Linked DNA regions of Homo sapiens: all the other regions are linked to region 2. Evidence: chromatin contacts called from ENCODE Hi-C or POLR2A ChIA-PET data. All regions are on one chromosome and are shown on one strand. Each heading gives the region's core, a stretch centred on a gene start or an enhancer-like site at or near the end of the contact. The rest is flanking DNA. Distances are from core to core; before and after follow the strand shown.

Region 1 (3,703 bases), core at 889-3,388, 300 kb before region 2:
CTTTGAACTTGGGCAGGGAGTCTTGCAAGAGCAACTTTTTCCCATGATATTTTCTTTTAAAATTTATATTCCTTACTTAAGAAGAGGTTGTTCCCACATTTTTGGCATTATAGTAGGTTCTGGCATTTTAATTTGAACATGGTACCTAGACAGAACCAGGAAATGCAAAGATCTAAATTTTTAAGACTAAGGGGAACTTTTATTTTTCAACTGAAAATAACCTTTTGTTATTACAAACACAGTATATGTGTATTGCAGAAAGTAAAAATAACATAAATAAGCCATATATATATATAATGTAAGCAAGAATATAAACTCCTTTTTATTTTCCAGGGATGATTCCTGCCACCTCTTTACTGTCTGTTCTCCCATATCTCTTTCCAATTATGCATATATGTATTTTTTCTGAGAATAAGGTCACACTTCACTAGCTATTTTGCCACTTGCTTTTTTTTTTCTTTTTTTTTTTGAGACAGAGTCTTGCTCTGTCCCCCAGGCTGGAGTACAGTGGTGCGATCTTGGCTTACTGCAACCTCCACCTCCCGGGGTTCAAGCGATTCTCCTGCCTCTGCCTCCCGAGTAGCTGGGACTACAGGTGTACGCCAACACATCCAGCTAATTTTTGTATTTTTAGTGGAGATGGGGTTTCACCATGTTGGCCAGGCTGGTCTTGAATGCCTGACCCCAAATGATCCACCCACCTCGGCCTCCCAAAGTGCTGGGATTACAGGTGTGAGCCACCGTGCCCGAATTTTGCCACTTGCTTTTTAAAGTTAAGAATATCTGCTATTTAAATGCATTTTGTCTTATCTAATATCCAGTCTATGATCACATTTTTCCCAATTGTTTAGAGGAGCTTTTAGAAACAAATTTAATATTCTAAATTAAAAAAATTCATCCAAAAATTAAATATCAAGCTTTGATAACTAAGGATGTTATTTTAAATATTCACTTGATTTGATTTGGGGATTTATTTCATGGGAGGTCTTTGGAAGGCCTAAAAGTTGGTATTGATAATCCCATGGTCAATCTGTCACATAGATTGATTCTGATCATGGCTGTAGAGTTACCAAAATTACAAATGAACTGCCTGGGTTCTGGTGAATCCAGGGACTGAAAGGAGACATTCTGTCAGTAAGTTTCTAATAGAAATGAAAAAATATATGAGAGGAAGGTAATAATATTTGTATTTGTAGCATTTTACTTTCTTTCGAATACCTCATACCTCATGCAACATGTGAATAGGGTTCACCTTGGGAGCAAGTTAGGACCTTTGGAAAGGGCCTAGGTACTTGCTGGCCATTAGAGTGGATCCCATAAATGAGTTTTGAGTTTTGTCCTCCAAATAATATCCCATGTTAGCCAAGAGTTACAATTCTTCCAAAAGAGCCACAACTAGTTAAAGAGAAAGATTCTTTTTCCAGTAACTCATCAATTGACATTTAGAGGAAAGGATTTAGGAGGCTAAAAATATGGCTCATTGCCTAAGACACACAAATTTCACTCTTAAGAAACAAATTTCTGGAAAAGCGGTACTATTAGATTCAGATAAATGTACCTAATTTTCCTTTTGCCTCCCTACTTAAGTTTTTAAATATAAAAGTAATCTAAACCTATACATTACATAAAATTTAACAAATATACAGAAAAGGCAAATCACCATTTACTTTCCTAATCAAACAATCATTAGCATTTTGCTATGGTTCCTCTAAGTATTTTTTTCTATGCATATGCCATAGTTACTATCTCATATATATATATGAGATTTATATATTTATACATATATGCTTACACATAAGTACATACCATATGTCCATATGTATGTACATATATGTAAGCATATATGTACACTTACTTATACATACACATAATTCCTTATATATGTCACATGTACTACATATACATAAACATATATGCTTGCATTAGTCAAGGATTTTCTTAGATTACTATAGTCTTTCTAATCAGTATTTTGTAGTTGTTACATCCTATTTTATTGCAGTATTCAATTATTTATCCATTCCCCTCTCGATGGAAATTTTTCTTGTTTCTATTTAGGACCCAGTGTCTACTGGCCCACCCACTGACTGGGACTGAGATGCTCCGCGGAGGCTTCTTCCTTCTCTTCCCCACCCATTCTCAGGGCATATCTCCAGGATCCACATTCTGGAACATTCCCTTGGGGGGCCTGATCTCAGGGGTCAAGCTTTGTTTTGGCTCTCTTGCTTGGCCCTACCCCGATGTACTTGACATCTTGAACTTTTTCTTCTTGTAAGTCTGCCTTGCCAGGAATTTGGACTTAAAATCTCCTTTCTTCTCCGCTTCTTTCCAATCCTGTCTGCCTCTTCCCGGCTAGTCCTGGGTTTATAGATCTGTGCTTGAGCCAGAGTGCTAGGCCTTAGCTCACCATTGGACGGAAGGAAAAGGTCACTAAATCTCTAGTTTCTGCCTATAAATAACACTGGGATGAACTTTTTTGGTTAAGATTTCCCCCCCATATTAAGGATTATTTTCTTAGAATAGAATCCCAGAAATGGAACTACTGAATGTGATTATTTTTAAGACTGTTAATATTTATTGTTGAATGAATGTAGCTAATATTTATTAACCTTTTCTGAGACATTATCTCATTTAATTCTCACAACAGTCCTATACACGTTCCTATTATGGATAAGGAAATAGAGGGCTGGACATGGTAGCTAACGTGTGTAATCCCAGCACTTTGGGAGGCAAAGGTGGGAGGATTGCTTGAGTCCAGGAGTTCAAGACACCATTCTGGGCAACATAGAGAGACATAAATAAATAAATAAATAAATAAATAAATAAATAATTAGCCAGGTGTGGTGGTGCAAACCTGTGGTCCTGGCAACCGAGGAGGCTGAGGTGGGAGGATTGCTTGGGCCCAGGAGGTCAAGGCTGCAGTGAGCCATGATCATGTCACTGTACTTCAACCTAAGTGACAGAGTGGGACCCTGCCTCAAAAAAAAAAAAAAAAGAAAGAAATAGAAAAATGGGGGTTTGTGTAACACTACAATTCATTATTTTGGGCTGTCATCATTTTTCATTATATTTTAAAAGGTATCAATAGAACTTTGTTAATGTGTTTATTTTTGGGGGGCAGAGTGTATGGTAATGGAAGTTTGGTTAAATAATTTTCTTTCTTTTAAAAAACAGTTGTGATTCTTTTTTTGAGCATTAGTCATACAAAGATTTTCAGATTTTTTTTTTTTTTTTTTTTTTTTTTTTTTTTTTTTTTTTTGAGATGGAGTCTCACTCTCTTGCCCAGGCTGGAGTGCAGTGGTGCGATCTTGGCTCACCACAACCTGCACCTCCTAGGATCAAGCCATTCTCCTGCCTCAGCTTCCCGAGTACTACAGGGACTACAGGTGCGTGCCACTATGCCTGGCTAATTTTTGTATTTTTATTTATTTATTTATTTATTTTTTGAGATGGAGTCTCACTCTGTTGCCCAGGCTGGAGTGCAGTGGCGTGACCTCGGCTTACTGCAACCTCCACCTCCTGGGTTCAAGCAATTCTCCTGCCTCACTCAGCCTTCCGGGTAGCTGGGATTACAGGAATGTGCCACTACACCTGGCTAATTTTTTTGTATTTTTAGTAGAGACGGGGTTTCACCATATTGGCCAGGCTGGTCTCGAACTCCTAACCTTGTGATCCTCCCACCTTGGCCTCCCAAAGTGCTGGGATG
Region 2 (3,442 bases), core at 156-2,655:
ATATCTTCTCTTGAACTTCTGAGTTCTGAACATATTCACCATTTACTGTTGGATTTCTAATATGTATTTCAAAATTAGTTTATAGGTCTAAAACCAAACTCTTCATCCTTGCCTTCACCCTTATTCTCTCCTAATCTTTCCATCTGTTCATTTGTTCAGGCTACAGCCTGGGAGACGTTGCTAATTCTCTCTCCTCCCCACTCCACATTCAATCTGTCAGGAGATCTTGGAATCAAAGTTTGTGTACACGCTGCCACTGTTATCACACCACCCAAATCACCTTCATTTCTTGGCTGGATCACTGCTCTAACCTCACACTGCTTCCAGCAAAGCTCATCTTCAATCTTGTCAGCTCATAGCAGCCACAGTAGAACCAGCCAGCCTTTTCATCTCAGTCAGAATAAAACCAAAAGTCTATACTATGAACTATTCATTCTGTCCTCTTCATTTCCTCCACCTGTGCACCAGCCACACTGCCCTTGGAACAACCAAACTGGGCCTTTTCCCTTGGGGGCTCCCACTTTCTGGGATACCCCAGCTCCAGGTCTTGCTTCTTCACTTTCTTCAAGTCCCGTTAAAATGTTGCATACTCAGTGGCCTTCCCTGGCCATCCTGTATAAATTTCACCACCTACCCTGTATGATCCCATTTAATTCCCATATCTATTTCTTCAAAACACCTATTGCCACTGGACATGTTACAAAGTGATTTGCTTATTTGCTTATTTCAAGGCATATTTGCTTATTTCCAGGCCTGACTTCTCTATCTAAAAACAAGGACTGCATCTCCTTACTTTACTTACTGACATATCCCCAGGGCATGGGACAATATCTAGTACCGAGAAGTCACTAAACAATATTTGTTAAATGAATTCATAAAGAAATAAAATTTCTTACCCTCATAATTTTTATACCCTAACTGGGGGAGACAGGCAACAAACAAAAAAGCAGAGTTTAGGGAAGAAATTAGAACTCGGTGATGTGACAGAGGCAGCTAGGTGTTGAAAGGAGACCCTTTGGATAGGATACTTCTATGAGAGGAGACACTTAAAGCAGGATCTGAATAACAGGAAAAAGCCAGCCTTGCAGCATTTTCATTTTATGGATCAGAAAACTGAAGCTACAAGAAACCATGTGCTTTTTGCATCTGTTGAATAGTAGAAGTGAATTTATAAACCTAAACTCTGACCACTCTTTGTTCTTCTTTCATGTTAAACTTCAAAGCCTTTCACAACTAAAATGACTAAAATACAATACTTATTTTTTAAAAAAAAAAGCCAGAAAAACAATCCAGCCTATCTCTCTGCTAACTTTAAGGCAAGAATCACCACCCAGTCTAGGCTGATTGGCAGCTGGCCACAAGGAGACAGTTGGAAAATATATTTAGTTTTTCCTGTTTCATTTTATGTTTAACTTTTGCGTTTTAAGACTAGTGAGCATGGAGCTCAGTCCTAGAAAAAAAGAAAGTCTGCAATTGTTCTCATTCAGACAGCTACTTCTTAAAAGTCATTTCTCTTAATTCCATGAAATACTCCCAGAGGAGTGACCTCCTTCGGTTGCACAGTGCTGAGCTTGTCTTCGTGTTTCTGGAATGCTGCTCCAGGATTTCTTTTTCAAATGGTCAAGTCATGCTGGTTGTTTTTAAGTCCTCAGAGCACTCTCAGCCTTTTTTTTTTTTTCCCTTTCAAACACAGAGAGCAATGCAAGACTGAATCCTTCCTGGTTTCATTCCTAATTCCTGCTGCAAATGGTAATCCTGCCTTGGGACACTGAGGCTCCCCTTTGCTTTGCAAATAGTCTGTGAACCTTTAGGAAAGCATGATTGATAACACAGTCTGAAAAAAAAGGAAAAGGAAAAAAATACCTACTGAGATGACTAGGCTTGAAGCCTAGTTTGGAATGCACCCAACAGCACAAAACCTTGAAAAGCAGAAGCAAAAATTCAAACATTTGCCGACCCCAGTGCTTAGTAATTTACCACCTTACTACCTCATGTTTTCTTTCTCTAGTTTTCATTTTTATATGCATGACTTAAGTAATTCCTAGGCTTATTTCCAATGATACAATGCAGAAAACAAGTTGGGAGAGAATCAGGCAAGGAACACACAATTCCTAGTGTAAATGAGTTTCAGAATGAACACAGAGAAAAGGACATTCTTCTTTTCTCTTTCTTTCTTTTATTCTGTTTTTGTTGTTGTTATTCAAAAATAAGAAAAGTTGATGATTGGTTGGTGCAATGTTTTAGTCAGGGGTTCTCCAGAGAGACAGAAATAATAGAATATATAAAGAGAGAGAGATGTATGAAAAGGGATTTATTAGTGGAATTAGCTACTCAATTATGGAGGCTGAGAAGTCCCACAATAGGCTGTTCATAAGCTGGAGAACAAGGGAAGATGGTAGCATGGATTGGTCTAAGTCCAAAGGCCTGAGAACCTGGAATTCTGACACCTAAGGGCAGGAAAAGGAGGATGTTCCAGCTCCAGAGGAGAGAGACTCATTAAGAGAGTCTTATGAAGACTAGGTTTAAGGTGTTATTAAGAAAAGAGATTAATAAGGGCTCTCCCTGTGAGAAACAGAGATGGATGTATTTTAGAATTAGAGGAACAGGAAATGGTTAGTTAGGAAGCCCAGCTGAGAATGTTCTAAGCCACAATAGATAAAAGGAGAGTGTTGAGTAATCACTTGACATCTCAGGGCCTAAGATGCTGGTGGGAAGGGAAAGAACAGGGGAGCTGAACATACAGAGATTCAGAGTGTGAAAGTGTGTGTGTGTGTGTGTGTGTGTGTGTGTGTGGTGTGGTGTGTGTGGGGTGTGTGTGGTGTGTGGTGTGTGTGTGGTGTCTGGTGTGTGTGTATGTGTGGTGTCTGGTGTGTCTGTATGCTTGTGTGGTGTCTATGTGCGCGCGTGTGTGTTTATGGGGGAGGGCCACTATATGAAATTGCAGGGCAAGTGTATGAGACTCGAATTGGCTTTGCTGATGGGGGTGGGGACTGCAGGTGGGCCTTTTGGCATTCCTGAAATAATGGCACTATTTCTGCTTGATGGAAATAATTTAGTGAAAGCACATGATTGCTACATGCAATTAGGAGTTGGAATAAAACATGATTGCTGTTTTCTTGTTTGCATGTGTGGGATTATATTATAATTAAATGGAATAGTAACAAGAGGTGTGTGTAAATTATATTCCTGGCTTGCATGAAGGATAGAAACCAGCAGAAATAGGCCAGGAGCAGTGGAGGCTATTGGGCGATTTGTTCCAGGAAATTCTGACAACTCACTGGGAAGCTGAAACTGCTGGGGACTTGGCTGTTCAGGTAAGAAAACAACCACGATCTTGGCTTTGACTCCTCAGGGGATGACGCTCTTCCAGTTGATGGAGAAGCATGAGCTCCTATGATTAGATTGAGAGAATTTTTGGAAGAGGATTATCTTGTCGATATCA
Region 3 (3,653 bases), core at 223-2,722, 320 kb before region 2:
AGATATGCGTGTGCACACCCAGATAAATAACCATACAGGTAGCATGGGATCAGAATCAGATATTTATATAGTTAACTGGAGCTCAAAGGTTGGAAGGGTGGTTAGACCACACAGAGAGGGGAGGAAAGAAGAGGAATTCCTAGCACGGGTAAGCAGATGGGCAAAAGTGCAAGTGTCTGAAATAATGATATAGGATGCACTCTTTCACACAACACTTTGCCTGAACTTCAGCAATTGTGACTTGCTGGATTGAATTTCCGAGGTTCTTGGATGTACTGCTTTTAAAGATATATGTGGTACTTTTCCACAGATAAGCCAGCTAGTGGAATTTTCAGACCCCTATCCCACCGGAAATTTCAGTGGGATAGGGGTCTGGAGTAGTGTGTTCCAAGCAGAGATGACCAATACATGATACTTCAAGAGGGAAGACTTATAAATCCCTCTGGAGAAAAGCTACAACTCATATCACCTTTACTATCTATGTGCTAGCCACGTTGTAAGTGCACAGCCCCCACAATATATAGCATATGCTGCATACTATTATAATTCTTCAACAGCAGGTTCCCATAGCAGCTGCTCCCTTTTACAGTGGGGGGAACGTACACAGAGAAGGGAGTAAGTTGCCCGCACAGCTATTTAGGGGTGAAACTGGGATACAAATCCAGACAGTCTGATTTCTGAGTCAGAGCTCTTATTGTAAACGCAGACTAAGTAATAATAAAAGCTCAAACAAAAACCAAAGCGCGCACGCGCGCGCACTCAAATCGTAGGCTTGTAAAAGAATTGATGCAACCTCTCGCTATACAACGACATCCTCCTGCCTAATTTTAAATGCCGTCCATCGTAAGACCGACGTTAAAAAATTAAAACGACAACAAAACTTAAGTTTTAGAACACTGCATTGTGCTCTGTATTGCTTGCCTTTACAAAGTGGAGTTAAGGAACCAACCCCACAGTGTCTGTGAATACACTTGCAATACCTTGCTTGGGAAGTGAAAGAAACCTAACTCGGTGTGAGTGGAAATGAGGAGTGGCCGTGTGGGGAAAGGGTTAAGACTGTGCTGCAACTTGGTCGAGTTTCAGAAAGTTCTCCGGAGAGCCCAACTGCCGCGTCCCGTCGCGGCCCCTGCCTGCGCGGCCGACTGTAACAGGATGCTGGGGCTCCAGGCGCTCGCCCCGAGCTTTGGGCGACGAGAAAGAGCCAATGAGGAGCGAGGGCAAAATCGGGTGCAGTAAACCCGAAAAGGGGGCGAGGAGGCCCGCGAAGAGAGCGGGGGAGGAGGCGGGGAGGGGCGAGGAGGGGCGGGGAGGGCCGAGCGAGGAGGAGGCGGCTCTGGGGGCCGGGCGGCGCGCCTGACAGAGGAGGGGAAGCCTGGGGGCGCAAGCGTCGCAGCCGAGGGGCCGGCGCGGGGAGGCGGGCGCCAGGCGGGGGTTTGCAGGGCCGCCGCGCGTGACGTAGCGCCGGGCAGGGCGTTATCAGCTGCCGGGCCGCGGCGAGGGACGCGCGGCGACAGCGGACGGCGCTGCCCGGGCCGGGACAGCAGCAGCCGGCGGTCGCGCGCAGGACTCGAGGGCTTCTAGCCACCGTCCCCGCCAGCGCCGCGCCCCGCCACAGGGCGGCATGAGCCCACCCGCGGCCGCAGCCCTAGCGCCCTGCTCCTCCGCCTGGGCGGCCCGGCTGCGGTGACGGCTCTCGCTGCCCGACTGGGGGCCATGAAGCCGAGTCCGGCCGGGACGGCGAAGGAGCTGGAGCCTCCGGCGCCGGCCCGAGGCGAGCAGCGCACGGCGGAGCCCGAGGGGCGCTGGCGGGAGAAGGGCGAGGCAGACACCGAGCGGCAGCGCACCCGGGAGCGGCAGGAGGCCACGCTGGCCGGGCTGGCGGAGCTGGAGTACCTGCGCCAGCGCCAAGAGCTGCTGGTCAGGGGCGCCCTGCGCGGCGCCGGGGGTGCGGGAGCCGCTGCGCCCCGCGCTGGGGAGCTACTGGGGGAGGCGGCGCAGCGCAGTCGCCTGGAGGAGAAGTTCTTGGAGGAGAACATCTTGCTGCTAAGAAAGCAATTGGTAGGTCGTGCCCGAAGGTGGAGCACGGCTGTTCCTGCCCAGGGGCTGGAGGTCGGGCAGGTGGCCTGGGGCGGGCGCGAGGTTGACTCTGGCTGGGGAGATGCTCGCTGTTATGGGACGCCCCCGACCGCCCCATACCTCCCTGATCCCCTTCCTGAGTGCCCGCGGCGTGTGGGCTGCCGACGCCCACGCGTTTCTGGCGTGTGCCCGCTTTGTGTCTGGCGACCTCGCGCGGATTGCGGGAAGGGGGTGGCCGCTCTTCCCTCCTCCTCTGCCTTCGGGATTCTTGGAGTCGCCTAGTTCTAACGTTCGGTCTCCTTAGTTAGATGAGTATATGCCCTCTCCCCAGCGGTTTGCAAACTCCCACTTAAAATACCATTTTATTTGGAGGTTTTCTTGACTTTATCTCCTCCCGCCGAGAGGGGCCAAAAGCCAAGGAGGGGGTTTGTGGCGTGCTTAACTGTCCAGGGCCGAGTTTTACGATTACACTGGAGCGCCTGTAGGGAGCCGTGCCTCTCCGAGAGCTCTCCCCAGCATGCCAGCTTTCACCCAGGCTGGTGCTTAATTTCAAATAGAAGCCCTTTGTATAAGGCAGCTCAAACTAGATGGAAATGATGGAAATTTGGCTGGAGACTGTGTCCCCTCCTCTCATATTTTATACGTTCTGCCAGCTGTGATTGGTGGTGGAGGTGGGAGAAAAGAGAACCTGCTCTCGGTAAGCATTTATCTTACTGGGTTTCTGTCAGTGTCTCAGTCTTTCTATGCAGTCTTCATTAATGGGGAAGAAAAAGAACTTTGTAGCTTAATGTATTGATGAACAGCTTTTGACCCCGCCTCAGAATAATGGCGACAGCTTTGTTTTCAGTGACCTTAAAATGTAGTTTTGGAAACAGCAAACGTCCTCACCTGACCAAGTGATACTATCTAAACTAGACACATGCCAGGTAGTGGCCCTCCCACAATAAAGTGGTGATGCTGTGCAGTTGTCATGTGTTTTCTTCTATTATCTCTTTTCAGATCATTTCTTTTCTCTGTGTGTGTGTGTGTGTTTTTAAGCACCAAAGTGCTTTTACTTGATAGGTTCATTTTTCCTGAAGAAATTAATTGTAGCAAACAAACATACAATTTATGTCTCCAAGCTTTTTAAGTCAAAAGACAAGAGGCGTAGATATTCATATGCATGTGTTTTGTAAGGATGTACACTGTGGTTTGTGTAATATCTCTGTTTTGGCATTTTACTGTGCTGCTTCGGTCACAGACCAGATTCCTATGTAACATTCATTTGAGCCAGTTCTCACTGGTTATGGCTGGTGACTTTTACATTTTATTGTTTTGTGCAATTGCACCTTTTTGTCTGCATGAATCTCAAGATTGTAAGTGGCGCATTCCTATTGTCCGCTTGAGGGGAGCAAAGCAGTATGTCAAGAGAATTCCAGTCCAGTCAGTATTTATGGTACTATTTTCATTTGTAGACTTGGCATTCATGATTTGAACCAGATGCTTTTTGAGTTCTCCCGTTTTTCCAGCAATAGGAAGCACTAGGTGGCAGTGTGAGTTAGCACAATCCATCTGTCACCTTTGGAAACCCAGAGGCG

What was found. Hi-C counts contacts between places; a loop is a spot of excess contacts on that map. ChIA-PET counts read pairs that join two places held with the same protein, here RNA polymerase II (POLR2A). Pooled maps may share reads with other maps.
Region 1: a map of breast epithelium shows a loop between it and region 2 (5-fold over the local background). The contact joins two enhancer-like sites. A Hi-C loop is called at or near these places in 5 of 168 maps with a recorded cell type or tissue (GM12878, breast epithelium, chondrocyte and 2 more), 1 of 37 single-sample maps with no recorded cell type and 5 of 50 pooled maps. POLR2A ChIA-PET finds 5 or more read pairs at or near these places in 2 of 52 experiments (WTC11 and activated naive CD4-positive, alpha-beta T cell).
Region 3: a map of GM12878 shows a loop between it and region 2 (6-fold over the local background). The contact joins the promoter of DACT1 here to the enhancer-like site in region 2. A Hi-C loop is called at or near these places in 5 of 168 maps with a recorded cell type or tissue (GM12878, aorta, chondrocyte and 2 more), 20 of 37 single-sample maps with no recorded cell type and 11 of 50 pooled maps. POLR2A ChIA-PET finds 5 or more read pairs at or near these places in 4 of 52 experiments (BJ, WTC11, activated T-cell and 1 more).

What each region holds. Positions count from the first base shown.
Region 1 is chr14:58,657,798-58,661,500 of GRCh38, forward strand. No RefSeq gene overlaps it. Among named protein-coding and RNA genes, the nearest start is that of DACT1, 22 kb to the left of the region's middle. Within about 2 kb of position 2,139, at least 4 of the 41 ENCODE cell types and tissues checked have a DNase peak (open chromatin) inside an H3K27ac peak, as active enhancers do.
Region 2 is chr14:58,953,802-58,957,243 of GRCh38, forward strand. All of the region lies in intron 4 of LINC01500 (long intergenic non-protein coding RNA 1500), which reads left to right. Among named protein-coding and RNA genes, the nearest start is that of LINC01500, 130 kb to the left of the region's middle. RefSeq lists enhancers at 304-423, 2,362-2,863. Within about 2 kb of position 1,406, at least 2 of the 41 ENCODE cell types and tissues checked have a DNase peak (open chromatin) inside an H3K27ac peak, as active enhancers do; they include GM12878, where a contact is called at or near this core.
Region 3 is chr14:58,636,490-58,640,142 of GRCh38, forward strand. DACT1 (dishevelled binding antagonist of beta catenin 1) reads left to right here and starts at 1,473. Exons shown (of 4, transcript NM_001079520.2): 1 at 1,473-2,058. The coding sequence starts at 1,714. RefSeq lists a silencer at 1,264-1,973.